Linked DNA regions of Mus musculus: regions 2 and 3 are each linked to region 1. The links are chromatin loops, found by intact Hi-C in ENCODE. Cell type or tissue: heart. All regions are shown on one strand. Each heading gives the region's core, and the rest is flanking DNA. Links, peaks and the distances in the headings are about the cores only. Region 1 holds the start of Gm23405 (a small nuclear RNA gene). Region 2 overlaps Park7 (Parkinson disease (autosomal recessive, early onset) 7). Region 3 holds the start of Park7 (Parkinson disease (autosomal recessive, early onset) 7).

Region 1 (9,772 bases), core at 951-8,950:
CAAGAAACTGCAGCACACTACCAGAAGTTTTTTGGTGCATTTCTGTCTATGGAGTTCCGACAAATGCAGCTCAACTATGCAACGAAAGGTAGACCAACACCTGCGTGTTGTTAGCAAAGAATCCTTCATCACGTGTCCTTTCACATGCTTGCTTTAGTAGAACATCCTCTCTCCTGCGTCTGCTTCAGCTAAACACCATCCAACTGACTTTCCAAAGAACCCTTAGATTTCCACTTCAATTACAAATAAAGCTACTATGAACATGGTGGAGCAAGTGTCTTTGTGAGATGGCGGGGCATCTTTTGGGTATACGCCCAGGAGTGGTATAGCTGGATCTTAAAGTAGAAATATTCCAAGTTTTCTGTAAAACTGCCAAATGATTTCCGAAGTGTTTGTACAAGTTCGCACTCCATCAGCAATAGAGGAGTGTCCCCTTGGTCCACATCCTCACCAGCATGTATCACTTGAGTTTTTGATCTCAGCCATTCTGACTGGTGTAGGATGGAATCTCAGAGTTGTTTTGACTTGCATCTCCCTGCCCAGTCCCCTAAGCACAAGCATGGTATGTACTCACTGATAAGTGGAGATTAGCCATAAAGTACAGGATACCCACGCTACATTCCACAGACCCTAAGAAGCTAAACAAGAAGGAAGGCCCAGTGAGGAAGCTTGACTCTCACCTAGAAGGGGGAATAAAATAGTCATAGGAGGCAGATGGAGGGAGGGGACTGGGTGGTAGAGGGGATGGGAATGGGGGTGTTCGGGATCAAGTTTGGGGAGGGACTGGAGAGATGGTCAGATAGCCAGGAGAATGAATGGAATTCTGCAACTGACAGGGGTGGGGGCATCTCCAGGAAGAGACAGAGACCTGGGGTTATTAAGTAGGTATCCAAGAATCAATGGGGGTGGCCTTAGTTGTGGCTCACAGCATGAGGGATATAGAACTGGAAGAGGGTACCTCTTATAGCCAGGCAGGAACCTCAATGGATTGGTAGGAACACCAACCTACCCACAAAACTTTTGACCCCAAATGTATCCTGTCTACAAGAAATGCAGGGACAAAGATGGGGCAGAGACTGAAGGGAATAGCCAACCAATAACTGGCCCCAACTTCAGACCCATCCCATGAGCAAGCACCGATCCCTGACACTATTAGTGATGCTCTGTTATGCTTTCAGACAGGAGTCTAGGAAAGGCTCTCCTGAGAGGCTCCACCCAGCAGCTGACTTAGACTGATGCAGAGACCCACAGCCAAACAGTGGGTGGAGCTTGGCGACTCTTATGAAAGAAGAGGAGAAAGGATTGCAGCCTCTAAGGGAATAGGGATTGGAACTCCTCAGGAAGGCCAACAGAGTCAACTAACCCTTAGGGCTCTCAGAGACTGAACCACTAACCAAAGAGCATACATGGGCTGAACCTAGGCCTCCCCACACATAGGTAGCAGATGTTCAGCTTGGGTTATGTGGGTGGGTCCCGAACAACTGGTACGAGGGCTATCCTAAAGCTGTTGCCTGTCTGTGGGATATGTTCTTCTAGCTGGGCTGCCCTGTCTGGCCTCTGTAGGAGAAGATGTGCCTAGCCCTGCAGAAACTTGATATGCCAGGTGGGGGGATACCTAGGGAGACCCCCACCTTCCCAGAGGAGAGGGGAAGGAGGGAGAGGGAGGGGAGAAAAATTGGGAGGGGATGACAAGGATGGGGCAGTGAGCAGAATGCAAAGTGAATAAGTAATAATAATAATAATAATATAATAATAATAATAATAATAATAATAATAATAATAATAAAAATAAGGATAAGCACTGTGGAAAAGCCCTCCACAGCAACACCTAGAGTTGAGTTTGAGCTGTGCACCAGGCTCTCGCCAAGGTGCTCAGCAGTTGGGCTTCACTATCAGCCCACTAGATTTTTCTTTAAACTGTTTTTCTGTGCTTTAATTAAAAAAAAATACTGCATGCTGTATGAATTTAAGACTAAGTAATAAATAGCAGTAATCAGAATTCTTCTGGGGTGAACAGAGTTAAACACGAATCACACGCACATGTCTTTACTGTATATGTCGGGCAAGCTTATCCGTAGTCACCCAGCAGGGGGCACACCATGACCACAAGGTGGTTTCCCGGTGTGAGGCTCCTCCGCTGCCCTCGGATGTGCTGACCCCCGAGATCCCCCCCACACGTGGGAAATTAACTGCGTAATCTGTGGTAGTGGGGGCTGCGTTCCCACACCCTCCTAAAGGAGATCTCTAAAAACCGCACATAATAAAAGTTTACAGTAGAGACTGGAGGACAGTTCAGCTGTTGAGAACACTTGCTGCTTTGGCTGAGGGCGTGGGCTCTGCTCTCAGCAGTCACATGGTCTCCTTTCCGGGGCTGGAGAGGTCGCTTACTGAGTACAAGCACTTGGTGCTCTGACTGAGGGCTCGCCTTCAGTTCCCAGCATCTGTATCAGCGGTTCGCAATCTCCCTCATGCTGGGACTCTTTAGTCCCTCATGTCATGGTGACCCTCAACCATAAAATAACTTTTGTGGCTATTTCACAACTGTAATTTTGATACTGTTATGAATCGTTATGTGAATATCTGTGTTTTCTGAGAATCTTAGGCGACCCTGTGAAAGGGCTGTACAGTCACGACCCACAGGTTGAAAAGGGCTGATCTACATGGTGGCTCATAGGTCTCTAGTTCCAAGGGATCTGATGCCCTCTTGTGGCCTGCCTGGGGACTGCACAATGTGGTTCAGAGACGCATGTAGTCAAAAATACCGTAACACCACTACTAAATAATAATGATGATGTTGACGATGATGATGTTTGTTTGTTTGTTTGTTTTCGAGACAGGGTTTCTCTGTATAGACCTGGCTATCCTGGAACTCACTCTGTAGACCAGGCTGGCCTCGAACTCAGAAATCCGCCTGCCTCTGCCTCCCGAGTGCTGGGATTAAAGGCGTGCGCCGCCACTGCCCAGCTTTGATGATGATGATTTAAAAAATATATCCACTAGAACCGCAGTCGAGAGTGCATAGTGCTCTTGCAGAGGAACCAAGCACCCATGCTTGGTGGCTCACCTGTAACTCCAGCTCCAGGGATCTGACGCCCTCTTCTGGCTACTGCAGGCATCTGCATACACTTGGTATGCTTTCTACACAAATGCATACATAAATGAAAACAAGTCGTAAAACTTGAACAGTAGCAAAAGCAACAAAAAACCATATTCCAATATAAATACCAGAAGACCTTCATTCTAGGATCCCAAAGTCTCTCAAATCACAAAACCAGAAAAGCCCGGTCTTCAGTCGTGAGCACCATATTTGTTTTGGGCATATCTGTACAGAGCATCTCCGATGACAGATGACACGTGGGTAACTCTCTGTTGAGATCTGCATCTGGGCTCTTCAACACGCTGAAACAGGTCTCTGGTTGTTTGGCTGTTGAATTAAATAATTAATTAATAAGTCCCAGTGGCAGGCTCACCACCCGCCTCAATGATATATGTTCCCCAAAGAAAGACATTCCTCCCCCTCCCCCCACACAGCCTTTATATTTTGATAGGCCTTAAGTAGCTCAATAGCTGGGCCACTGCCTAACCTCCACGTGCCAATAATCTCTGTTCTCTCTTCGCTGCCCTGGACCCAGCTGGGCAATCCTCTCTGGCCACACTCTCCCGGCTCCTTCACATGGTAGCTACCCTTCTCCGTCTGTCCCAAGCCCCAGGAAATTAAAAATACCCGACCTCTGTCTGTCCTCCCCAGCTTGGCTGTTGGCATTTTTATTTAACAGTCAGATTCCATTGGGGGCAGGTTCCCAGAAGCTACTTACAGACACTACTTGCAGTTTTGGGGACCCAAATTAACATTAGAAAACAAGCAGCATTTGGCCAAACCCACCTCATTTGGCAACCTGGATCTTGCTTAAAGGTGTTCAGCTTACCGGGGTCTCTGGATCCTCCTCCGCATTTACCCCTAATGTCACTTAGCGCGATGCTCAGATGTAAATATTTGACACCCACACTCACCCACTCACTTCTGCCACCCTGCTGTTGGAACTTTTTGTCAGATGAGAAACTGGAAAGAACAAAAACTCCCTCCGCCACAAGAGGGCGGTAGACACCACCATTGTGTGGGTGGCTACCTGGGACCAGGGAGACTCCAGGATGAAGAGGTGCCAGGAGTCATTTAATTATCACCTGTCTTCTTGCAGACAAGAAGGGAAAATGATGGTCATCTTCTGGGGACTAAGGAGATCACACTGTTGGCCAGGGTCTATACCCTCAGATGTTAACTTGGTCTCAATTAGACGGAACCAGGAAGTTCCTAACCACGTGCAATCAGCCCATCAGAAGAAAACATGGTCTTGGGCAGAGAATGAAAATTAGAGACAGCAATTTAAGTAACTAAGACCATTCTAAAGCATGCATGACACGTGGCTTTGTTTGGTTTTTGAGAGATGGTCTCATGTAACCCAGGCTCATTATGTAGATCAGCCTAATTCTGAACTCCTGATCCTCCTGCCTCCACCACACAGGGTGTATGCAGTCCTGGGGATGGAACCCATCTCACGGCGGCACTCCCACGGGCTGTTTCAGATCCAAGCTCCATGTAGTTAATGTAGCCTGAAATCTCACCATGTTCCAAGAAATTGCTAGAGCCAAGCCTGCTGGTATGTGCTTATAACCCTAGCATTCCCGAGGCTAAGGCAGGAGGACTGTTCCAAGTTTGACGCCAACCTGGTCTCAGCATTGAGTTCTAAGCTAGCCCGAACTATGTGTCCAGACTGTGTCTCAAAAACCCAGGAACAATGGTTAGATGAAGACTCCGTTGGTGAGATGCTCACTGTGGAAAAATGATGGCCGGAGAACTCCAGTTCGAGCCCAGAGCCAACGTCAAGAGGCTGGGTGACCTACTGCGCAGACGCAATTCTAGCACGGGGAGATGGAGAGCAGTTGGCTCCATGGCGCTTGACGGCCAGCCAGCCTAGCCAGAAAGAGAATTCATCTCAAGGAATCAACGTGGAGGGCAGAACGACACTCAAGTTTGTCCTCTGTCCTCCACAGGCACCTCTACATACACATATACATGTAAACACATACACATAAACACACACACACACACACACACACACACACACACACACACATACACACACGATTTCTAGGAAGAGATTCCTGCTAGGAAAAAAATGATCAAGCTGTTTGGTTGGAGCTTGGAGTCCACTGCTCACCCCTGCGTGGCCTGGGGAGCCCCGTCTAATCTCCGCCCAAACCCTCGCACACTGAAAAACTCTGAACAAAAGAAGGGCCCCAAAGGCGGGTGTGGTGGCGCACGCCTTTAGTCCCAGCACTTGGGAGGCAGAGGCAGGTGAATTTCTGAGTTCGAGGCCAACCTGGTCTCCAGAGTGAGTTCCAGGACAGCCAGGGCTGCACAGAGAAACCCTGTCTCGGATACCCCCCCCCAAAAGGCCCCCAAATCTCAGTTCCGCATTTCCAGCAGCTGATGCAATCTGCCAGCCCACCCGTGTAAGCGATCAGCTTTTGACTATATTTGGGCACAGTTCCGGCTCCTGGCTGATACATCATCGCCCGAGATCTATAAACCCCCTGGCCTTAGCCTGGGCTCGTGGTTTCCCTGGCTCTGTTCTCTGGGACCTGCGAACCCACCCAGGAGCTGCGCCCAATAAACGTGCACCTATTTACTTTTACGGTGATCTGATCTGGCCTATCGCGCTGGTGAAAACCTATTACAATCTTCTAGGAAAAGCATAATTTACCAAAACAGACTGAAGAAAGGAAATGCATAAATAAAACTGCCGTTGAGAAAGCTGAGGAAGAAGTTACAATTCCTGCCATGTTAGTCCAGAGGCCCAGGTAGTCCTTGACAGCCATGGGTGCAGTTATTCCAATATGTTCCAACTTCCGTGGGGTACAGGCAGGCCTGGAAAGTAGAGGGAGCAGTCTACTTACTGCCATGTTAATCTAATTGCTTCTGAAATTATTTTTTTTTTAAAGTTTTATTTTATGCGTCTCTTTGCGTGTGTACACATGCACCCGTGTGCTGGTGCCCATGCAGGCCAGAAGAGGGCATCAGATCCCCCCACCCCACCCCGGAGCTAGAGTATCAGGCAGTGGATGTGTTGCTGTGTGGATGCTGGGAGCCAAACCCTGGTCCTCTACAAGAGCAGCCAGTGCTTTTCAACTGCAGAGCCACCTCTCCAGTCCCTCAGATCTGAAATTCTTAAGCAAACTAGTGATTTTTGCAAATGAAACAGATTGGACAATACAAACTCTTGTCTCTCCTTTGCAAGAGCTGTTTCCCAGTTTTAACCGTGTCAGATGGTGGTTACCTTTGAATTAACGATGATTGACCAGTTAGTGATTGTAACAGGCATTGCATCCCTGAAGCCTTCACTTTCTGATACGGTCTATCCTGAGCTTCCTGCCCTGTGGTCAACTCTGACTCACTTCTTCCCTGTCACTTCTAAGGGATAGAAAGGGGCGAGGCTCACTGCCCACACACAGTCAACACAGGGCTGGGGATGACACATAGCTCATTGCCTTTGTGCTGGCCTCACCTGTGCGAAGATCAGCACTGCATTAGAATCAGGTGTGGTGGAGAACTGGGAGCCCTGCGCTTGGAGGAGAAGCTCAGGGTGACTCCTCGGCTACCCAGTAAGTTAGAGGCCAGCCTGGGCTACCGAGAACCTGAGTTTGATCCCCAGGACCCACACAGGAGGAGGGAACTAACTCCTGCAAATTGTCCCTTGGCCTCCACATTTGTACCATGACATTCATGTGCACATGCTCACACACATGAACACACACACACACAAACACAAAAGCAGTGTAGTTAAAAAAAAATCTTGTCTTAAAACAAGAACATTGTCACTGTAGGCCTGATTTAAACACATTTCTCTACATGCAAACCTGCCAGAGGTGTGTGTGTTAGCATCTGATCAGTCATCACAACATCTAAGGTGTGCAGGCAACAGTGAGCCTCGCCCAGCTGATCTACACAGTCAGTTCCAGGGTGGGCCAGGCCTGCACAGTGACACTGTCTTGACACAGCAAAGGGTCATTCAAAGGGCTCCATGGGTACCTGTCACCCAGCGAGACATCCGTGGGTACCTGGGTACTTGACAAGCTGAGTCAGGTCCCCCGGAACCCACAACTCCTGCAAGCTGTCCCCTGAAATCCATATGCACACTGTGGTATTCACCCCGCCCCCCCCCCAACACACACACGCTAAAATTAATTAAAATGTCGTTTAAATGTTTTGATAGGAACAACAAACATTTAGAAACCTTGGTCTTTCTAAATCAAGCACAACACAATGATATGAATGGGAAAAAAATCCCATTAAAAATAGCAGCTTAGGAAGGTGGTGAGATGGCTCAGTTGTTAGGAGCACTGGTTGCTCTTGCAGAGGAGCTGGGCTCACAGCACACTTGACTCCAGATCCAAGGGGATCCGACACCCTCTTCTGGCCTCCACAGCCTCCTCATACACACGTGGTGTACATAAACTCAAGCAGTCTCACAAACATACACATAAAGTAAAAGTAAATGAGTAAAAACTTATGTAGAGGGGTTGGAGAGATGGCTCAGTGGTTAAGAGCACAGGCTGCTCTTCCAGAGGTCCTGAGTTCAATTCCCAGCAACCACATGGTGGCTCACAACCATCTGTAATGGGATCCGATGCCCTCTTCTGGTGTGTCTGAAGACAGCTACAGTGCACTCATATACATTAAATACATCTTTAAAAAAAGAGAGAGAAGACGGGCGTGGTGTCGCACACCTTTAATCCCAGCACTTGGAAGGCAGAGGTAGGCAGATTTCTTAGTTCGAGGCCAGCCTGGTCTACAAAGTGAGTTCCAGGACAGCCGGGGCTATACAGAGAAACCCTGTCTTGACCCACCCCCCCCCCCAAAAAAAAAGAGAGAAAGAGAGATTCTGAAAAGCAGTTCAGAGTTCAGACCTTCAACAGATGATCCCCTGCTGTTGAGAAGCCTAAATTCATCCTGCAGTGTCTCAATCAATCAATCAATCAATCAATCAATTGTCAAGCATACCCTGGAGCACCAACACTATTTCTCAGTGACCTTGATCATTTTTCCTGTGATCTCTGAGTGTGCTACAGACTTAGCTCCTGTTTTTATCTTGTCTACATGATTATCCTTGTAGACGACTGCACAGAAAGACCTGGCTCTGCAAGAGAGCATGTTCCATCTAAGCATGGTGGTACACACCTATAATCTCAGCATTCAGGAGGTTAAGTCGGGAAGGTTGGGAGTGTGGGGCCAACCTGGGCTACACAGCAAGAACCTGTCTCTTTTGTTATTTTGTTGTTGTTGTTTAAGTAGGAGACAGGGTTGAAATGATGGCTTAGAAAATAAGAGCATTTGTTGCTCCTGAAGAGGACTCACCGAGAGCAGCTTACAGTGACTGTAATTCCAGCTCCAGGAGACTCGGCATCCTTTTCTGTTCTGGGTGGGCACCTGCACACACATGACATTGGATGAAAATAAATAAATAAAAAGGAAAAAAAAATAAAAGGACATGCCCGTTCCTACGTATGGTGGAGGGAAAATTTATTATAGACACCTGGGAGAGCATAGCCAGAGGCAGACACATCTGGGAGAGTCTAGAGGAGTGGTCTTGACCCTGAAGCACGTGGGGGGGGGCAGGGAGAGAGGAGAGCCAAGTACAGAGCCAGAAGCCAAAGGTGCAAAAGAGGCAGAGAGGGTAGGTAACTAAAATGTCTGGATTATATAGGGAACAGCCTCTGGGGGTTGTGGGCGGGACCATCCCTGGGCTGGTAGTCTTAGGTTTTATAAGAGAGCAGGTTGAGCAAGCCAGGGGAAGCAAGCCAGTAAGGAACATCCCTCCATGGCCTCTGCATCAGCTCCTGCTTCCTGACCTGCTTGAGTTCCAGTCCTGACTTCCTTTGGTGATAAAGAGCAGTGTGCAAAGTATAAGCTGAATAAGCCCTTTCCTCCCCAACTGCTTCTTGGTCATGATGTTTGTGCAGGAATAGAAACCCTGACTAAGACAAATTGGTACCAGAAGTGGGGTATTCCTGTGACAACCTGACCATCTTTTGGGGAGGATTGTGGAAGGACTTTGGAACTTTGGGCTAGCAGGTCCATTCAGTGTTAAGAGCTCTGTGGGATGTTGTGTAGGAGCTTGGAAGATAATGTTTCCAACAGTGCAGAAGATGGAGGCCTGGCTTGTGAAGTTTCAAAGGGAAGATTAAAGACTCTTTTCAGGACCATTGCTATTTTGATTGTGAAGATTCAGTGGTTCTGGTTAGCTGGGGCTGAAGAATCAGCTGTGATTAACAAGATACCAGAACTAGTAAAGTGAAACCTTTGCATTACTGGGACTATTGATGCTGGTTAGCTGGAGCTAAGAAATTAGCTGTGATTAAAAAGAGACCAGCATCATTGAGGTGACATCTTCTGGGAAATGTTTTCTGAAAGCACAAAGAGGCTGTGTTCCAGAGATAGCCAAGGTTTTAATTCGTGCTGCAGCAGGACTTGGTAATGTGAAAGAGTCACCCAGGTGGTACTGGTTTTGAAGGCACGAAGGGGTCATGAAGAGTGGCTGAGGCTTGGCACTGTGAGAGGCCATGGAAGGCCATTGGTGAAGGTGCAGCTTCAGTTGGAATTGATGGCCCAAGACTGAAGGGGTCATGCAGTGTATTGAAGATGCCAGTACCATGAGATGACCACCAAGAACAGCAGCAGCAATGGAGTACAGGCAGCTGGAGCCTAGAAGACAAA
Region 2 (9,772 bases), core at 862-8,861, 66 kb before region 1:
AGTACTCCATCTTTAAGTTCCTTCGTGGCTATCCCAGCAGAGAAAGAGAATACCCAAGCTGAGCCTTGTCCACTGACCAGCCTAGCCTGGGCTACATGGTCAGGGCAGATGAGGCCCAGCCCCAGCACATTTTACTCCTCAGTGAGAGCCCAGTGACTCTCAGAGCGCCTGAGGAGCCCAGGAAGCGCCCGCCATCAGAGGCCGTCCGTCTCCGCAGCAGGAGGGGCCGAGCTGCTCCGTCAGTCTGCAGCTGCACCAACAGCAACCACCTGCAAATGTAGCCAGCCACAAAAGACCCCAGACACAAAGGTAGCTGGCAGGAGCTTGGTAAACTGTTTATTCTACTAGCAAGGTTCAGAAACATACAGACCCGGGATGAGAGCCCCGTGTGGCGGCTGCTTCACATACTACTGCTGAGGTTCCCTGGGCTCTGGACACACCAGTGGGCTTCCAATGCCTGCTCAAGCGTGGGGCCCAGGGCTTGGGCTCTAGTCTTTGAGAACAAGCGGTGCCTTCACTTGGTTGGCCATGTCTTTCCCCACGAGTGCCTCCACAATGGCTAGTGCAAACTCAAAGCTGGTCCCCGGCCCGCGGCTGGTGAGGATCAGGCCGTCCTTCTCCACGCGGCTCTCTGAGTAGCTGTAGTGACCTACAGGGAGCAGACAGTCACTCTACACACACTGCTGCCGCCATTCCCGAGGTCTGTCTCCTCTGCCCTCCAGACTACCGGGTACTGTGGGGACGATGGTAAAGTGACTGCAAGGGTGGCTGGAAGGGACCAACAGCGCACGTGGGAGAGCTCTGTGGGCACTGGTGATGGACTTCTCCACTGCCTACTTTGTTTGCCACAGGGCTGCTGTGGCAGAGGCAGGGCAGCGGTGAGGACAGAGACTGCCTGGTCCTCTGCAGTCCCAGACCACACAAGACCAGCACATGAGGTCTCTTCCTCTGCCTCTCCCTGTTCCTCTGAAACAATGTGGTGGGCTCCACCAAGACTCCCCACGTCTCCCCCACTTTCTGTCTCGTACGACAGGACCCAGGCTCCAAGCACCCGCCTGCCCTCTGGGGCCTTACTCATCTCACACCCTCACCCCACAGGCCAGAGTTGCTTTCCGGGAGCCTAGCCGTGTTCCCAGCATCCGGCCCTTGGGCCAATCTAGTGTGGTCCTGAAGCAGGCCTGCTGGGGCCACAGCTGGGGCCTGCTGCCTGTCCCCTCCAGCACCCGCAGCAGCTGGGACCCTTTGCTTTCTTATATCATCTGCTATTCAAAGTGCTTGGGGTCTCTTCTGTTCTCGGTCTCTGACCAGAACACGGAAGCAGGTTTCGTCCAAAGTTCCTGACTCAGTCCCCCAGGCAGTCTCTCTACTGTTGAAGAAGGGCTCTGCACCAGCATCTCACCCTGGCCAGCTCTGTCTCCCTCCGCACCGAGGGCACTGTGTGGAGGACCTCACTCTCTCAGGTCCCTGTAGGAGACCCTCTGCCCAGGATATCTGGGCTTGGGCCTTGGCACAGAGGCAGGGAGTGGAAGGGCTGGTCGGAGACAGAACTTTAGGGAAGAGATGGATGTTGGGAAGGGAGGGCGGCCAGAGTACGGGAGGCCTCCAGGCAAGGACTCCTGCAGGAGCAGGGTCACGTGCGGACGTGAGGGCGGACACCAAGGATGATCAGGAGCTCCACATGCAGCCCTGTGGGAACCACCAGCATGGCCCCAACCTGAGATGCTTGGGCACAGCTTCATGTACCCTGTTTCTGCCCGAAATGAAGAACCCAGGACATCCAGAGTTCACTGAGAGCCCTCAGAAGCGCGTTTCTCCTCCAAGCGGGGCAGCCACACCAGGAGGAGCCTGCCTCTCTATCTCATTCAAAACTCCATCTGCATCTGCTGACCAGACAGAACATACCAGAACCTTCCCACTTACAGGACGGTAAAGAAAACAGAGACCGCCACTGGAAGGGACGTCTCGGTTCACCCAGCCCTACTTTCTGATGGCTAAACCAGGACAAGACCTTTTAAATCAAATACTAGAAACCCAGCCTCGGCCTTAACCAGGAAGTTTAAAGGTCTCAAACAGGGTTACCACTTGTCCACGGCCCCCACCTAGTGGCCACAGTGAGGAACAGCCTCACAAAGTGTACCAATGCAGCCGGGGCTGCTGTGGAGCCTGGGGGAAGGAAGAGGATTTGGCGGTCAGGATAGATTTGCAGACATGAAAGAATCTCTTCAGAGAAAGGCACTCACTACTTAGGCCTGTCTATGACAATCAGGGAACACCATTGCAGAGCAGTTTCCATAGAGACCCAAAGCCCAGAGAGCCCAAGTCCTTGGCCCTTGATCCCTCAAGAGAAGGCAGTCAGCCTCTGAGCACGCGCCTCCTCAGCCTGCCCTCAGGCCTTGCTGCCTGAGTACTCACTCATCCAACACACTTCTGAGGACTACTGCTGCTGCCATGGGCAGGGGGAGCCCAAGCCAAGTGTTACGGAGCCCCCAGAAGAACCTCGCCTACAAGAGTCACGTGGAGGATGGCTACTGTCCCTCAGACTGCTTTCAAAGGGTACAATGGACAAAGAGTGTCCTAAAACCAGGACTTACTGACCCTGGCAATGATGTAGGGGAGGGAGAGCCTTCATTACAGAGAGGAGGGGAGGGGAGCCGGGTTCCTTGCCTTGCCAAGACACCGTAGGCTCCAGGTAAGCTGGGCACTGTGTAGGCTATGAGGTCCCACTGTGTGCCCTCAGTACCCGTGTTTCAGAAGCTCAGGTGACACAGGACCAGCATGTGCTTTGTCCCCTTGTGCGCATGGTACACATGGCGCACACGGTGCACAGCGCAGCCTGAGTTCGTGCCATCCTTCCTACCCTGACCTCACTTCCTGAGGCTCACACAAACTCAACTCCCAAGAGCCAGAGCTCATAACAGAGCGGTTTCACCCAGTTTGACAGTCAGTCTCCCTCTAATAACTGAAACAGAGCAACAGGCTTTCAGGGAAACAACACTTGGGACAAAGCTAAGAACACGCGAAAGTGCAGTCACAGAGCAACTCCATGTGTCGCTGCACACCAAACACACACTCTACTGCTGAATCTTAGCCTCTAAAACAAAAAGGTACGAACTTTTAAAAACTGCGTGTACACTATTTTACTTCAAAAAGGGAGCTCTAGTTATGCCCAGGTATGTATTTAAGAATGTTCTCAGGGCTGGAGAGATGGCTCAGTGGTTAGAGCATGTCCCGCTATTGCCAGAGGACCCGGGTTCCATTCCCAGCACTCGCGCCAGACAGCTCACCACTGCCTGTAACTCGGCTCACAGGGGACAGAACATCCTCTCCTGGCTTCTGTGCACACCTCCTCATGCACACACATAACTGAAAATTAAATAGCAACTTAAGGAAGTTTCTCGACAGCATGGGTTCACATAGGCAAAGAAGCAGAAACCAACCACAGCCCACACCCAGGAGCCAAAGAAACAAGCAAGACACAGGAAATCCAACTAGCAGTGAAGTCAACCTGCCAAAGCTAAAAAGGTAATGACGAGGTTGAGGTGAGAAGGTGCAGCCTCATATGGCACACACCTGCACGCCCATTTAGGCTGAGGCAGGAGGATGGCTTCAGTCCAGGTCAAAGCTACCTGTGCAACACAGTGAGGGCCCATCTCAAACACAAAAGCAGGCTGCAGAATGGCCTAACTAGATCTGAATAACAAACTACCTGGAAAGGCTACAGCGGAGCTTTAGAGTCACAGAGGACACGTCACGGGCCTTACTGACAAGCGCAAGGAGGAAAGCGCAAGGGGAGGGGCATCCAGCCTCGCGTCAGCCCTCCTACCCTGTCTGCTCACTTCACCAGAAAGAGAAATTGCTTTCAGAGGGTTAATAAAACTCAAATGCCTAGCTGATAGGAAGGAAACGCATCACCAAGCAAGCTGGCCGCCCACTGAAGACATTGCCAAAGGTCTGCAGCACTGTGCACTGTGGGCAAAAGGCATTTGCTGAAACTGCTGTCACGGATTCGGTAAAAACACTACCTAAACTAGCACTTCACAACCCTCCCCGCTGTCGAGTCAGGGTTCTGGTGGCCAGGCTGAGGCTGGGCTGGCGCCGCTGAGAAGTGCGTGCAGAGCCAGGAGCCCTCCACTTGGCTAGGATTCTGTCATATAGGGAAGCACAGGGAGGGAGGGATATACTCACTGCCATTCATCATTTTGTCCTTAGCCAGTGGGTGTGTTGTGACCTTGCATCCAAAACCTACTTCGTGAGCCAACAGAGCCGTAGGACCTAGGAAGAAGATGTATATATACAGATGAGAGGGGAGAGAGAACCTGTGCTGTAAAACAGAAATACAGCGTGTGAGGTGGCGCACGCCTGACCCCAGCCCTTAGGAGGCAGAGGCAGGCAGATCTCTGTGAGTTCCAGGCCAGCTTGGTCTACAGAGTCAGTTCCAGAGCGTGTCCCAGGTCAGTGAGGACTACAAAGAGGGCTCTGCCCCAGAAAAACAAAGACAAAACAAAGAGTTTACCAGAAGTATTCTTCTAAAGCAAACACCCGAGTCTGAACAGTCACGGCTCTAAATCCCACTGCTTAAACACAACAGAGGCGCATCCTCCCGCCATGAGCCCCGTGAGCACCGGGCAAGGTGTGCACGGCCGCCTTCCTGTCATAGTAAGTGACTAACTAATGTGGTCAAAGGCCTGATTTGAAAATGAAGACAAAACAACTTACCACTGCCATTATCTGAGCCTCTAAAGAAGGCCATGCCCAGCCGGGCGTGGTGGCACACGCCTTTAATCCCAGCACTCGGGAGGCAGAGGCAGAGGCAAAGGCAAAGGCAGAGGCAGGCGGGTTTCTGAGTTCGAGGCTAGTCTGGTCTACAGAGTGAGTTCCACGACAGTCAGGGCTACACAGAGAAACCCTGTCTCGAAAAATCAAAACAAAACAAAACAAACAAAAAGAAGGCCATGCCAAGAGTTAGCTCTGGGAACCGGCAGCAAGCTCAAGGCAGCAGACCCCACCCTTTCCTACAGCGCCACCTGGTGGACACTTGAAGAACACCCCACCAACTACAAGTCCTTGGGTGTCCTGGTTCCTGGTAAGTCCTTCCACTCCCTGCTTCTGGCCACCTACAAGCTTCACTGCAAGCTTCCTTCTCTCCCCTCAGGAAAGCCTCCCTGCGATGACTTTCTTCTGGACTCAGCAGCACCGAGGGTGATGCTAACAACGGAGCTCCTGACTGTAACATCACGGTCACTCTTGACTGCTGATTGAAGACAGGCTTCATTACAGAGCTCCACTCCCTGCCTGGGCCACCCCAGTTTTCTGTTTATCATCCCGAGACCGTGACACAGGACAGTCTGCTAGTAATGTTTCTTTTTTTAACAGTGACTTGGTTCGGAGGAGGGCCAGGCCCTCAGGTCTGACTGAGCGCAAGTGAGCGAGCCAGCTGCTGCTGTTCCAGTCAGCGACTCGGAACACGATGACACTGCAGTTTACCTTCAGCCAAGTCTAAGAACAAACCCAGGCAAACCCTAGGGAGGCCGGTCTCCCAGGTCAGCGAAGGACACCAGCCCCCTGATGACTTCGTACCCACCGTCAGGACAGTCCAGGTTACAGGGATTGCAAGACCACCAACCAACAGAAATCCCTGGGCCTCGGCACGGCAGGAAGTCAGAGCTGTGGGAGCCTAAGACGGGATGCCCAGGGCAATGCGTAGGTGCTCCCAGTGGCTCTCTAATGTGCTCTCAAGCATGCAATCGTGGCATCCCATGATGCCCACAACCTCTGTCACTTCAGGGAGTTAGAATGGCTTTGTATGTCGGTTTTGAATGGAGCTTCTCACATGCTAGGCACATACAGCTCAGTTATGCTTGGTCCTAAACTGGGAACTTTTAGAGCTTTTTCCACATGTTTTCCCTCCATTCTTTCCTTCAGTGGAGAGAGGCTCTCTTACGTAGCTAAGGATGGTCTTGAACTCACAGCAGCCCTGCCTCTCCCTCAGCACGGCAGTTACAGCCTGGTCTCCCAGACAACCCAAATGTGATTTTTTGTTTTGTTTTGTTTTGAATTTAACTTAATTTTATATGCATTGGCACAAGGGTGTCAGATCCTCTGGAACCGGAGTTACTGACAGTTGTGAGCCACCATGTAGTTGCTGGGAATTGAACCCGGATCCTTTGGAAGAGCAGTCAGTGCTCTTAATTGCAGAGCCATCTCTCCAGCTCCCAGGAAGGATCTTAAAACAGGGGAGGAGCACACAGCCTTTGCCCGAAGGATGGCGCTTGTCAGTCTGATGTCATTTCAGTAAGACAGCAGCCACAGATGTCTCTACAGTATCTGCTTTGTCCCCTGGGGGAGGCAAGGGCACCAGAGCTAAGATAGAGTCCCTTGGTCCCCAAACAAAACCATCCACTCCTCAGTCACTGATTCACCTGTTCTGTGACACACTTAAAAGGCATCTGATGAGGAAGACGCCGGATGCCAGACCGTCACCTGAGAGGAAAGCCACATCAAGGATTTGAAATGGGCCAGGAAGCAAACTGTTATAGTCTCAAGGCTCAGGATATGTACGAGAGAGCTCATCTGAAGCCATGGGTTTCAAGAGCACCCAAGCCAAGACTCAGCACGCACCCAGGCAGGCGAGGCCGGGGGAAATGTGTGGCGTTTGTGCCGGTCAGATTCTTGCTGACTCTCCTGGCAGGCCTAACTGCTGGCACAGAGATGCGCCGGAACAAGCTGTTTGCTGGATTCCAGAAGCCTGATTTTTCCCTGAGGTCAACCAAACAGGGCAAACACTGAGTTTCACAGATTAGCGACCTAGGGCAGACAGAGACAGAAAGCTCAACAATTGGGCTCAGTGCTGCCATGACACGAGTTCATGCCACCCAAACCAAACAGCCAGTGTGGGCGCCTTTTGGCTTCCTGAAGGCAAGCTGTGTGCAGTCAAGCTCCCAGAGACAGGCCAGCCCCTCGCCAGCTACAGCTCCACACCCGCACTTACTCACCTGCACAGATGGCAGCTATGAGGCCCTTCCTGCTCTCCTGCTCCTTGAGGATCTCCTTCACCATAGGCGACTAGAGAGAGAACCCAAGCACCCAGTCACCATCGAGACACGGTCTCTCACGGGAAAGCTGGGACCCTCACTCCCAGCTTAACTCGCTTCTAGCTGTTTCCCAGAAAGCGCTCTAACCCGGAAGTACAAAAGTGGCCAGGTTCCTAACATGTCTGTGCTCTCAAGCCCGGCCAATGGCACTCACCCCAAGGGAAAGGCCCACCACAGTGACGACAGGAAGGAAAAAGCAATGTCACCAAGGCACGTAACCCTGTCCTGTGCTCTAGGAGAGGCAGAAGCGAGGGGACACGGGGTTCAGCAGCTACAGATGGCAGAGACCCCAGAAGGAACAGCCCACTCCCTACTCCTGCCTCCTTTCCTGCATGACTCTTCACATAGAGCTGGAAACGAGAAGCAATGGCTGCCTCTGATGCCATCCTGCATTCACACTGTCACTGTGGTCCCACAGCGGTCCTGGACCCTCGGCTGAGCAGGCAGCACTTTCTAGGCTTAACCCACTCCGCTGCTGCAGCACTGGTCCACTGACCTGGCTAACCTTGCTGTAGTGTCCTTTGTCATCCTGCTTGCATTAGGCTGTTGTAGTTTCCCATTGACTTTAATCACAGGACATGGTAGTACTAAGAGACGCCCTAAGGGATCTCCTACACTCCAGACAATCTTGCTTACCACCATTGTGAAGAGGTAATCCAATTTCCCCATGGTAATCTGGATCTATCACCCCTCCTAACACTGTTACTCCTTTTTTAGCCTGTTGGTTTAAGGGCATTAGAAGCCCAAAATGACCAGGGGGAAGTCTGAGCTTCCAGTTCAATGGAATGTTTGTTGTAGCTCCTGGTAGGAGCACTCCCCTCTCTGGAGCCAAAACTTCTAAGCCAGCAGAACCTAGAGTTATGGGGACAGGAAGCAAAAATTTTCCTAGAGGGTCACTAGGAGTGATAGTAAGTGGAACTATTCCGTTTTCCACCCCTTGATTCCTGGACCCATGAATCCTGGCTATGGGTGAAACTGTACCATATATCGAGCGCTGATTCAAAGCATATACTGCCTTCTGAAGAACTCTGCCCCAGCCTTCCAAGCTGTTACCACCTAATTGGCGCTGTAACTGCATCTTCAAAAGGCCATTCCATCTTTCTATCAGACCAGCTGCTTCAGGATGATGGGGATTGTGGTAAGACCAGTGAATTCCATGATCGTGGGCCCACTGACTTGTGCTCTGCAGCGTGAGACACTCACTGCCAACCTCTGCTGTCTCTCCTGTGCCTACAGCACACCCATGAAGCACAGAAGGGCAAACGCAAGACAGCGAAGCAGAAGCTGCGACTTTCCTCACAAGCCCTTCGCTTAGGCATGACTGTGCAGCTTTTACCTCAGATAAATTCTGTGCACCCAGATTTCCTCCTGGAAGAACCACCACATCGTATGGTCCCTGCGAGTTGGGAAATAAAAGGAAACATTTCATTTTTACTGTGTTAAATGGCAGCCCAGTATCTGCCAAAGAAAACTATGTGTGCCTGGGGTGGGGGCGGAGCTACATGTACCTCTGTGGCAGAGCCCATTCTTAGCAAGCATGAGGCCCTGCGTTTGACTCTAACACCAAAAATGACTAAGTGCTAGTCATAGTAGTGCACACCCATAGAAAGAGGTAGAAGCAGGAAGGTCAAGGGTTCAAGGCTGCCCTCAGCTACTTACTCAGTGTAAGGCCAGCCAGGTACACAAGACCCTGTCTCAAAACAATAACAACAACAAACCACCCAAAATGAAACAGATAAATAAAGGTGTATCCCTCTGGTGGAACATTGTAACCAATAAAAAAAACAAAAAACAAAAAAAAAGAAAACAAAAACAAAACAACAACTGCAGGTCTGAAGGCTGGCGAGATGGCTCAGTTGTCAAGAACTCTTGCTGCTCCTGCAGAGGACAGGAGCTCAGGTCCTGCCACCCACACAGTGGCTCACAACTGCCTCTAACTCCAGCTGCAGGGGATCCAACACCCTACCCTGTTCCCTGGGTGTGCGCGTACACACACACAGTGTCTTATTTAAAATGTAGAAAACTGTGATGGAACCTGTCTGAGAGGAGGCCCTGCGAGCATGTGTAGTGTAAATGCACTTGAGTGGCGAGGAACCCACACGGAGCACGGGCCTTGGAGAGACACCCGGTAGCTGACAGGGACCAGCCTGAGAAAAGAGGGGTGTGGGGCTGGAGAGATGGCTCAGCGGTCCATGAAGAGCACTGACTGTTCTTCTGAAGGTCCTGAGTTCAATTCCCAGCAACCACATGGTGGCTCACAACCATCATCCATAACGAGATCTGATGCCCTTCTCTGGTGTGTCTGAAGACAGCTACAGTGTACTTACACATGATAAATAAATCTAAAAAAAAAAAAAAATACCCACAGAAAAGAGGGGTGTGTCACTCTGACTTTATATATAAACGTCTTTACCATGTGACTTTTTCAGTAGAAATACAGATAGTGATATTTTTAAAACTATTTTTTAAAAAAGATTTATTTATTTAATGTATATGAGCAACCTGTTGCTGACGCACCAGAAGAGGGCATCGGATTCAATTACAGATGGTTGTGCACCACAAAGTGGTTGCTAGGAATTGAACTCATGACCTCTGGAAGAACAGACAGTGCTCTTAACCACTGAGCCATCTCTACAGCCCAGGTAGTGATTTTTAAAAGTTTAAACCAACCAACCAACAAA
Region 3 (9,772 bases), core at 939-8,938, 54 kb before region 1:
TGGCTGGGGTGGGTAGTCTGTGGCTAAGAGCACTGGATCAAGGTTTAGTTCCCAGCACCCACAGGGCTGCTCCCAATTGTCTGCATCTCCAGGTCCAGGGGATACAGCGCCCTCTTCTGGCCTCTGCACATACATATATGCAAGCAGAATGCTGATACATCAAAATTAAATCCTTGCATGCCTTTAATCCCAGCACTCGGGAGGCAGAGGCAGGTGGAGTTCTGAGTTCGAGGCCAGCCTGGTCTACAAAGTGAGTTCCAGGACAGCCAGGGCTATACAGAGAAATCCTGTCTCGAAAAACAAACAAACAAACAAACAAACACCAACCAACCAAAATCTAAATCCTTTAAAAAAAATAATAAATGTGGGATTGCCAATGTGTGCTAGTATTCTTTGCATTTTCCCTTACTGTGCTTTCTTAGGACCAATCTCTAACGAAGACAGGTCACATAACGGGCCCTGCATATCAGTCACACTGTGGAGAGGCTGGTTTTCTTAAAATACTCTGAAGGAGGGAGGGAGGGAAGGAAAAGAATAAGAGAAATAAGAGAAAGAGAGAAGGGGAGGGGAGGGGGAGCGAGTCGAGCGCACACCTTTAGTCTCAGCGCTTGGGAGGAAGAGACAGAGACAGGAGTATCTATCTGTGAGTTCGAGGCCAGCCTGGTCTACAGCGTGAGTTCCATGATAGCCAGGGTTACAGAGAAACCCTGTCTCAAAAAACCCAAACCAAAACAAAAAAGCAAAGCAAAACAAAAAACCCCAAATCCACAATTTCACTGGTAAAAAACCAACTTGTAAATTTCGAAGGTTTTGTTCTTGTTGTTGATGTTCCAATAAACTGCTAAAATGTCAGGACCGGGTTGGGGGAGTCCAAAGGTGCTAAATCTCTGACCACACTGCTAATGATTAATAAAGATGGACTATCTCTTTAGGAGGTCAGCCCTGCTGCGGCCGGGAACAGCTAGCCGCCACTCGGAGGCACTTTCCGCGTGCTTTCCCTGCACGCTCCCCACGCATCACAACTTTGGTCAAGCCTTCCAGTAACTGCGCTCGCTCCAACCCGGAGGATGCTGTGCAGAGCCTGGCCCGGCATGCACTGCGGCCGCTGCCCCCAGCCCGCCCAGCCGGGACCCTCCGGGGCAGCGGGCGGATCACAGCCCGGCCTCTAGCCCCAGGGCGCTGACCTGCAGCCGCGCCTCCTCCACCCACGCGAAGCCACCGCTAGTCCGCAGGAACCTCGCACCCGACGTGTACCCAGCACGCATGCGCGCCACCCGCACTGAGGCTGCGCACAACCCCTCGCTTCCGCCTCGGCCTGCGTCATGTCCGGCTGAGCCCAGGCCCCGGGGTGGGGGTGGGGGGAGGAGCGAATAGAGGCTACTGCGGCTGCGCAGCGCTTGTACCATCTCGCCCCCAGACAACGGTACCGCCCACCCTGCGGGCGCCTGCGCAATTGCCCCTCTCTGCCTCTTCGACGTTTAAGTTGATAGTGGTTCCGAGTTTGAGGCCTGGCTGGGCTACAGCCTGAACCCCACACTTGTAATCCTAGCACATGCGAATTCACAGGCTGAAGTTCAGTCATTTTTGGAAGCCGTCTTACATTACGGTTTTTGTGGACCGTTTGCCTTTCTTGCCCCTTACTGTGACATCCCCTCTATTTGCCCCTGGCCTGCTAGTCTTCGTTCCACGTCATCCCAGGCCTGTCCCTCCCAGCTAGGCCTGGTCACCCTGTCCCCTGGGTCACAGGACGGTGTCAAGCTTTAAGAGCTCTTGCTGGTTTTGCAAAGGACCCAGGTTCGGTTCCCAGCATCCATTTGGGGAGACTCACCACTGCCTAACTCCGGATCCTGAGGATCTAATGCCATCTTCTGACCTCCACGGGCACTGCACTCATATGCACACAAATAATAAAATGTCCTACTGCACCCTCGGGTTGGAGCAATGCTATCATCTACGATAAGATAAATTATTTAATTATCTCATTTTATTTCAGCTTTTTACACTTCTGGGTTGACAGTTACTGTGTGTGCATCTCAACCTGTGCCAAAGGGTGCACGTGGAAACTCACAGAAGACCACTCGCCTTAGTGTGTTCTTTCTTTACTACAAGGTCTCGGATGGAACTCAAATCCTCCGGTGTGTGGCAAGCACCCTTACCTGTCGAGCCCTCCCACCGGCTCTCTCCTGAGTTTTTAATAGTTATCTTTCAGCTTACAGGAGGGAGACCCACCCTCACCTGGTCCTATCTGTACCCACCTCAGAGAAAGCCAGCTCGTTTGGCAAGTCTCAGTACTTTTTATACAAACCCCCGACAGGATATAAACTTGCTTTCCTTCCTATATGGAGATTGAATACCTCACATACATTGGCTGACCTCCATCATAGGTTCATATTGGAAATCTTATAAACTGGAAATTCTTTTTTTTTTTTTTTTTTTTTTTTTGGTTTTTCGAGACAGGGTTTCTCTGTGTAGCCCTGGCTGTCCTGGAACTCACTTTGTAGACCAGGCTGGCCTCGAACTCAGAAATCCGCCTGCCTCTGCCTCCCGAATGCTGGGATTAAAGGCGTGTGCCACCACGCCCAGCTTCAAACTGGAAATTCTTACAGTAGGAGTAGTTTAATTCTTAAAAATTGCTAAGTCATGTATATATACAATAAAACTTGGGCAACTGCTTTAGGAGTTGTGGAATGGACTGGTTCTTCACTATGTGCAAAGGGAAAAGACAGAGCCAGCCCCTTCAGCTTTGAAGGTACGGAAAGCTGGAGTGACAGAAAGAAGACCAGGACAGCTTGTCAGATGTGAGCTTCAAGATCCACAGAGGGTGTTGGGCTTGGTGGCTCATGCCTGCAACCCCAAGTACTTAAGTAAGGAGTGAAACCTGCCTCCAGGGGAACACAGGCCCTTGTCTCTTCCCTTAGGGCTTAATTCAGTGGTGCAGTCCAGGACCCCACTAGGACACTCCATGAAGGCAGCTTCACCTTGAGAAGGTGTGCATCTCCTTTCTGGAGTCTCTGGAATGGAAAGGCAGAACTGTTCCTTTTTCTTCTGTTTCTCTTTCTGACGCTGGCTTCCTCACTCTTTTCTAAAGCTCCTCTCCGCATCGTGTAGCTGCCTGCTACCATGTGCTGACCCCTGCAGCCATGTGCTGACCTCAGTGCCATCTTAACTTTTCTATTTTCTTACTCCGGGTAGCTTCAAGATGAATAGCTTGACTCTCTGGGGGTTTTCTTTTTTTTTTGTTTGCTTTTTTTTTTCCCCCCCCAAGACAGGGTGTTTCTCTGTATAGCCCTGGCTGTCCTGGAACTCACTCTGGAGACCAGGTTGGCCTCGAACTCAGTAATCCGAATGCCTCTGCCTCCCCAGTGCTGGGATTAAAGGCGTGCGCCACCACACCCAGCTGGGGTTTTTCTTTTAAACTCTGCTATATTATCCTCAAGCTCCCATTTGATCCAGTCTTAAATTATTTTAGTAATGAAGAGATCCTGATTATCCACAGTCTCTATGATAACTCCACAGAGACTTCCCAAGATCTGTGGTAACTCATCCTTCTGCCTCCTAAGTCTCTAATTTGCAGAGATTATGAACCCATTCCTGCACCTCTAGACAGGATCATTTGGAAAGTTGAGGCAGGATTTCCAGTACCAGGCCAGCCTGGGCAACTGAGGGAGAGCCTGTCTCAAAGCAATAATGTGGCTAAAGCTGTAGCCTGCATAGCCATGGGTCAGGGCCCCTCATTCCAAACTCCAGAGCCTAGAAGGAAGAACAAGAAAAGGAAGGCTCTGAGAGGTTGGCTGCTGTGGCAAGAAACAAACTCAAGAAAAAAAAAAAACAAAGGTAAGACCCGTGGTGGGCTGGTGGCAATGCCATGACAACACTTTGAGGGGACACAGAAGTTCACACTCCTGACATCTCCACACCACCAGCAGGAACTGAAACAGAGCAGTCTGGTTTTATCCAGTGAATACCCTGTGCACAGTTTTAAAACACACATATTGGGGTTGGAAAAATGGCTCAGTGGTTAAGTGCAGCAGAGAATCTGCATTCAGTTCCCAGACCTACATTGGGTGGCTCACAGCTGCCTGGAACGACTATGTCAAGGGCTCCCATGCCACTCTCTGACCTCCAAGAGCATTTTCACTTGTATGTGAGCACATGCACACACACACAGGAGCACACACACACAAACAACTACACAAAAGAAGAACATAATTAAAAATAAATATTTTTTAAAATCCTGGAATGTTGTTACTTCTGGGAGTTGGATTATCCCTGTGTCCCCAGAAATAATCCTTCCCCCTTCCAGCTGCATGCAGGGTGTGCTTCCTTCCCTTCCCTCTGCCAGTCTTGCCAAGGCAATGTCAGCCCAGGACTGAGCAAAGCTTTGGAGAGCCATGGCCTGACGGAAAGCAACTGCCATGGTTCCTCAAATGACACCGGTGGAACAACAGACTTTGCTATCAAGTAACTGCTGACTGACACAGCAGGAGCTCATCGCCCACCAGTCCTTCCTACCCCAACTCTTTATTCTGCCAAGGCTGGCCTCATGGTGATCTGCCTTCCTCTGCCTCTCAAGTGTTGGGGTTAAAAGCATGTGCCACACCCCCGACTCGGTCTCAGGACTTCTAGCTAGGACGCTGTTTGTTTTCTCTTTGACTTTCGAAGGTGTCTGTCTGTGGTGGTTAATATTGTCAACTTGACAAGACGTGGACTCTGAGCACTGGTGTTCACGGATCTATTGCTTGTGTGACCAAAGCTCAGGCTCCTGCAGGGATGTCTTTCCCTCACGACGGGCCAGGGCCCCTCCAACTGTAAGCAAGAATAAACCGTCCATTCCCTAAATTACTTCTTGTCAGGTATTTTGCCACAGCAAGGAGAGAGTGACTGATACAGTATCATAATTTTCATTTTACAGATATGAAGAGGAAAATAAAATGACTCTATAAGGTCTTGCAGTCTTGGGCAAATTTTGATGTTCTGAAGCCAAAATTCACACTCTGCCCACCACACACAGGCTGCCAGTATTAGTTAATACTGCCAGTAACGCCCAGGACAGCTCAAACATATTTCTCACTACGTATTCATAGAACAAAGCCAAAAAAACCCCCAACCATTTACCAAAATATACTGCTGTAATTCTGGTCATGACGACGCCCCATGCCATCCACCAACTTTTTCACCCAATGTTTCTCAGGTCATTATGCATTGTGGGGAGACGTACAAGCTAAAACCTCCCTTGGGTTTCAAGTAAGTCGGTGAGTTGAAGCAATTGACATATTTAATCTCATTGCTCACATCAGGACTGTTGTCTGTGCAGATCGTGACTGTAACACAGGCCGTCTGTGCAGATCGTGACTGTAACACTGGCCGTCTGTGCAGATCGTGACTATAGCACGTGCCATCTGTAAGCGGGAAGTTAACATTTTCAACTCTTTAATGCTTCCCTTAATCTAAATCGCAGATATCAGACAGAGGAAAGGCCTTTGGGACCTTTACCAAAAAAAGAAAAAAAACTTTTTTTTGAGATTGTCCCACATTGCAGTTCAGTGAACTAGAACTCGAATTAGCGGGCATCCTCCTGCCTCTGATTCCCGGGTACTGTGCATCAAAGACCTGTGCCACCACGCCCCGCTGATATTCCTGTTTTCAATATCGCGGAGAACTTCCCCCTCGGAGCCCACGAAAGGTCAGGTCGGCGCGAACGGAGAGTGGGCGAGCTCTGACCTTTAAGGCCACGCTGGCGCAGGGGGAAATTCTGACTCGGAGACCTGCGAGGGGACTAGACCCGCCTCGCCTCGGCCGGGACGCTGTGAACGCTTCTCGGGGGTGGACCACCCAGAACGCCTCCCACAGAGCAACGCTTGCCGGAAGTGAGTCGGCTGACCGCCAGAGGCGCACGGCTCACTTCCGTCAGGGCGCTGCCGTCGATTGGCTGAGCCTAATCGTAGTGGGCGGGCGCGCGAACTGCTCTTGCGGGACTCAGTGCGCTTGCGCAGCTTCACTCCGACCCGGTTCGCAGCCGGAAAGTTTCTGGGGAGGACACTGCGGTCCCTGGGCACCCTGGGGTTACCGAGTACCGCGACCTTGCGGACTTCCGGGGCAAGAAGGCGGCTTGAAGGTGGGACGCGCTTGCTGCCGACTACTGCAAATGGGCTGGCCAGAAAATGACAGTTTACCGAATTCCCTTTCTGCTTTTTACTGTTAATTCAACGCTTAATTAGCTCATTGAGGACAAGTGGCCCGACCTTCCTTGGGGAACAGATTTTGACACACAGTCAAGATGGATATTAGTTAAATATAACTAGGACCTTTCTGTTGTAGGTTAAGCAGTGGTTCCCCCCAGGACAAAGAAATCCTTGGGTGAGGCGTGCTTATTTGTAGTTCTCTGATCTGCAGATTTGGGCAATGACCCCTAGGTAGGCATTACAATTAATAGGAAGAGTGCCAGCCACATTTCATCCACATTCCACAGCTTGGCTCAACATCTGTAGTCTCAAGGCCCTTTGTCCCAAAACAATAAAGCTGTGTGCATCACGTATGTTGCTCCCTCCTCTCCTAGCTGTGAAGCAGTGCTGTGTCCAAACACGCCTCACAAAACAGGAAGACGTTCATGGCAGTATATATTGTTCTCTGAGTCCAAGGGATGGAACAGTGGACAAACAGTGTCCTTCCCTGGTTATCAGATTCTGTTCAGTGGGGAGAAACTGACGGCAGAGAAGATAATACCCAATCTGTGTCACTGATGACGGAGAACTGTTCTGAGAACTCCATTGTCGGTTTTGTATGGACGTCACAGACGCACATATGCACACTCAGCATCAACATCATTAAGCGAGCACCTTCTGGGACCAGGCTGGTGTGTGTGGTCTGTTGCTATTATATGCAGCACTTCACTCTGTGTGTGTGTGTGTGTGTGTGTGTAGTATGTATTATTTATTCCATGAAGGACCCCAGAGGATGAACAGGTGAATGTGTGTGTGTGCATCTGTAGCAGTCAAGAGTTTATTTTTTCTGTTCTGAGATGGAAACATGAGTAAGATTGGGGTATGACTCACACAGTGGGAGGAAGAGTATTTCAAACTAGAGAGCAGCCATGAACAGGCCAGCCTGCCACAGCGTGTATTTGCTGTGTTGACAGGCAAGAAAGGAGAACACAAGGTGGCATGCTGAGCAGAAGCAGTCAGGACCAGGTGTGGATGCTCCTACAGCCCACGGATGCTGGGTGGAGTGATTTTGCTGACTTGAGAAGAACACTTTATGTGTCTATTTTTGGTAGTTGACACACACTTTGCCTCCAAGTGATACTGGAAGCTCCCAGAAAAACTTAATTACGATAATATAAATCTTGGAAATTACTTGTGGTTGAATATAATGAGTCTCTCTCTCTCTCTCTCTCTCTCTCTCTCTCTCTCTGTGTGTGTGTGTGTGTGTGTGTGTAAGACAAGTTGCACACAGGTATTTTAAAACTTTGATTTAGTGTGGTAACATTTAACTGAAAAAAAAAAAAAAACCAAACAAACCAAAAAGCAATGCTTATACATCAGTCCTTCATCGTGAAAGAAATGTAAGAGAATAGGAGACGGACATGCAGGGAGAGCTAGATTAATCTGAAATTATTTAAATGATGATTTAAAAGCTCAGGGGTAGTGGGGACATGGCTCAGATGTGTCCACAGGCGTGCTGCAGAAACTCAAGGACTCACTTTTTATCCCAGAACTCATGTAGTAAATGAATAAATAAGCCAAACACTCTGGCATGTGCCTGTGATCCCAGCACTGGGGTGGTGGAGACCAGGATCCTCTGGGCTCTCTGACCAGTCTGTCAAGCCAATGGCTAGGCCAGGCCCACTGGGAGTATATAAAGAGGGCAGAAGAGGGATCAACCTCCTGATTGTCTTGTTCTTTATTTGAATAACAATAAAAATTGAATCATAGTTGACAAGAGCTGAACCTATGAAGTAATCAGGTGAATTTGGGGATTGGTTTGGATAGTGTCTTGTGTGTGTGTCATGTCCCCCTCCTGTTTATCCCTCCCTGTTCCTCTCCCACCTCCCACCTCCCACCTCCCACCCCCGTGCAGTGGTAAAACCTGATACACAAAAGTCATACAATTCTAGTTATTGCTTGCAGATGATTCTGTTGGGCTTGTCACAATTGTCACCGCAGTCCGGTGAATATATTTCTTTTGAGTGACATTCAATTACTTTCTAAAATAAACACAGCATATTTTATATTTATTTGCTTTTTTTTTTTTTGGTCACGTGCTCTTGATTTCTTCCTCTTGTTTCTGAGAATTGAACCCCGAACATATCAAGTTTACATTGTACCACTGTGATTAGCTTAACTGTTAACCCAACCTAGAATCACCTGGGAAGAGTCCTTAATAAGGGACCATCTTGGTCAGGTTGGCCTATGGGCACATTGTTAGTGGATGGAGGAAGACCAACCAAGCCCACTGTGGGCAGCACCACTCCCTAGGCAGGGGTCTGCAGCCGTCCAAGAGGAAAAACTGAGTTGAGCACAAGCAAGCAAACATGCGCCCATTCATTCTTCTCTGCTTGACTGTGGATATGTCATGACCAGCTGTCTCTCATTCATGCTGCTGTGAGCCCCCTTGAGTAGACTGTGCTCTGGAGTCCTGAGATAAAATAAGCAGTTCTTCTCTTAAGTTGTCTTTTTTTCCAGGATGTTTTTATTACAGCAACAGAAATGAAGCTAGGATAAAAAGAGTTTGTGTGTGTGTGAAGAGGGGTTTAGATTCCTTCCAGTCAGGGATTGGATGCTCAGAAGACCAGCCAGTAGCACACAGCTCTCTCTCCTAGCCAGGATTTGTAAAAGTGAGGCTCCATGTAGCCTCTGATGCTGCTCCTTGTCACGTCTGTGGAAGGTGGGTGGGTATTCATTTCTCCATTTCTGGGTATTCATTCACGTAGTTGTGGTTTCAGCCTGTGCCCTCAAATCACTGAGTCAACCCCCCTCTTTTTTTTTTTTTTTTTTTTTCATTCACAGGAGTAAAACCTACTCAGCAGATCCGGAGTCAGTCATCTCTCCTGTCCCGGGCTCAGGTTGGCTTCTGAATGAGAAGTCCTGGGTTCCATCCGGGCATCTCCCTCAACTTTGGTTGCCCTTGGAAACCCTGCCCCCTCTGGTGTCAGCCTGCAGAGGCTAAACCCAGCCCCTTGCAGTCTGAGTATTCCTGAGCAAATTACTAACCCCTCTCTGCCTCAGGCTCCAGGCCTGTAAGACCTAATGTGCGTCATTCAGGCTCTGCTTCCAGGAATAGGTGCTGCTGGACATGACCTTATAAGGGGAAAGGAAGTTTAGCTTGACTTCCGGCTACGTGACCTCCTCCATGGTGAAAGCCCCTCCTGCCAATCTCAGGACAAGATTTCCAGGATTTGGTCACATCTCAACTGGCTCTAGCTCCAGGCTGGCTCCTCTGGTCTCATGGCTTTCTCCCCCCCCCCCGCCCCCCCTTGTTTTGTAACGGGGAGAAATCTTCAGAGCCCTGCCTCTAGGTTGGGACTGGTTTGGTACTGAGGCAGAACCTGGCTGGTAGTGACTTCAGCAGGGTTGCTGATGTGTGTTTCAGAGACTTGATGAACCCAGACCAGAAGGAGCAAAGGCTCCTGGCACTGTTGGAGGACAATCTCCTGTTCCTGAAACTCTGTTGTATCTACAATAGGTTTCTCTAACAAAAATTCTCCAGTGGTGGGTGTTGGGAAGATCAGGGAGGGGCTGGGTGGTAGCCGAGTTAGAATGGAGAATCGCAAAAA

The links. Peaks named below come from ENCODE experiments on the same cell type or tissue, not always from the same donor. Only the 100,000 strongest peaks of a DNase experiment are listed, where the experiment ranks them.
Region 2: a loop joins it to region 1, with 5 times the contacts of the local background. A loop is called at or near these places in 7 of 42 quality-filtered maps.
Region 3: it touches region 1 in a loop (2.3-fold over the local background); 12 of 42 quality-filtered maps call a loop at or near these places.

The regions. Positions count from the first base shown.
Region 1 is chr4:150,962,661-150,972,432 of GRCm38, forward strand. It overlaps Gm23405 (a small nuclear RNA gene), which reads left to right and starts at 2,075; the gene lies at 2,075-2,233. It overlaps Gm30120 (a long non-coding RNA gene), which reads right to left. Exons shown (of 4, transcript XR_390979.2): 2 at 8,414-8,485; 3 at 5,763-5,926; 4 at 2,927-4,969. In heart, for the core only: CTCF peaks have their summits at 2,062 (motif pointing right), 2,714 (motif pointing left) and 4,092 (motif pointing right); a DNase peak (open chromatin) is centred at 2,681; H3K4me3 peaks cover 687 bases.
Region 2 is chr4:150,896,823-150,906,594 of GRCm38, forward strand. Park7 (Parkinson disease (autosomal recessive, early onset) 7) reads right to left here. Exons shown (of 7, transcript NM_020569.3): 4 at 8,428-8,487; 5 at 6,993-7,062; 6 at 4,186-4,272; 7 at 311-649. The coding sequence ends at 489. Among named protein-coding and RNA genes, the nearest start is that of Park7, 8.2 kb to the right of the region's middle. In heart, for the core only: CTCF peaks have their summits at 2,106 (motif pointing left), 5,042 (motif pointing left) and 5,249; DNase peaks (open chromatin) are centred at 2,109, 2,381, 5,059 and 5,389; H3K27ac peaks cover 910 bases.
Region 3 is chr4:150,908,599-150,918,370 of GRCm38, forward strand. Park7 (Parkinson disease (autosomal recessive, early onset) 7) reads right to left here and starts at 1,323. Exons shown (of 7, transcript NM_020569.3): 1 at 1,185-1,323. In heart, for the core only: CTCF peaks have their summits at 1,217 and 5,882; DNase peaks (open chromatin) are centred at 1,323, 2,113 and 5,953; H3K4me3 peaks cover 2,871 bases; H3K27ac peaks cover 3,420 bases.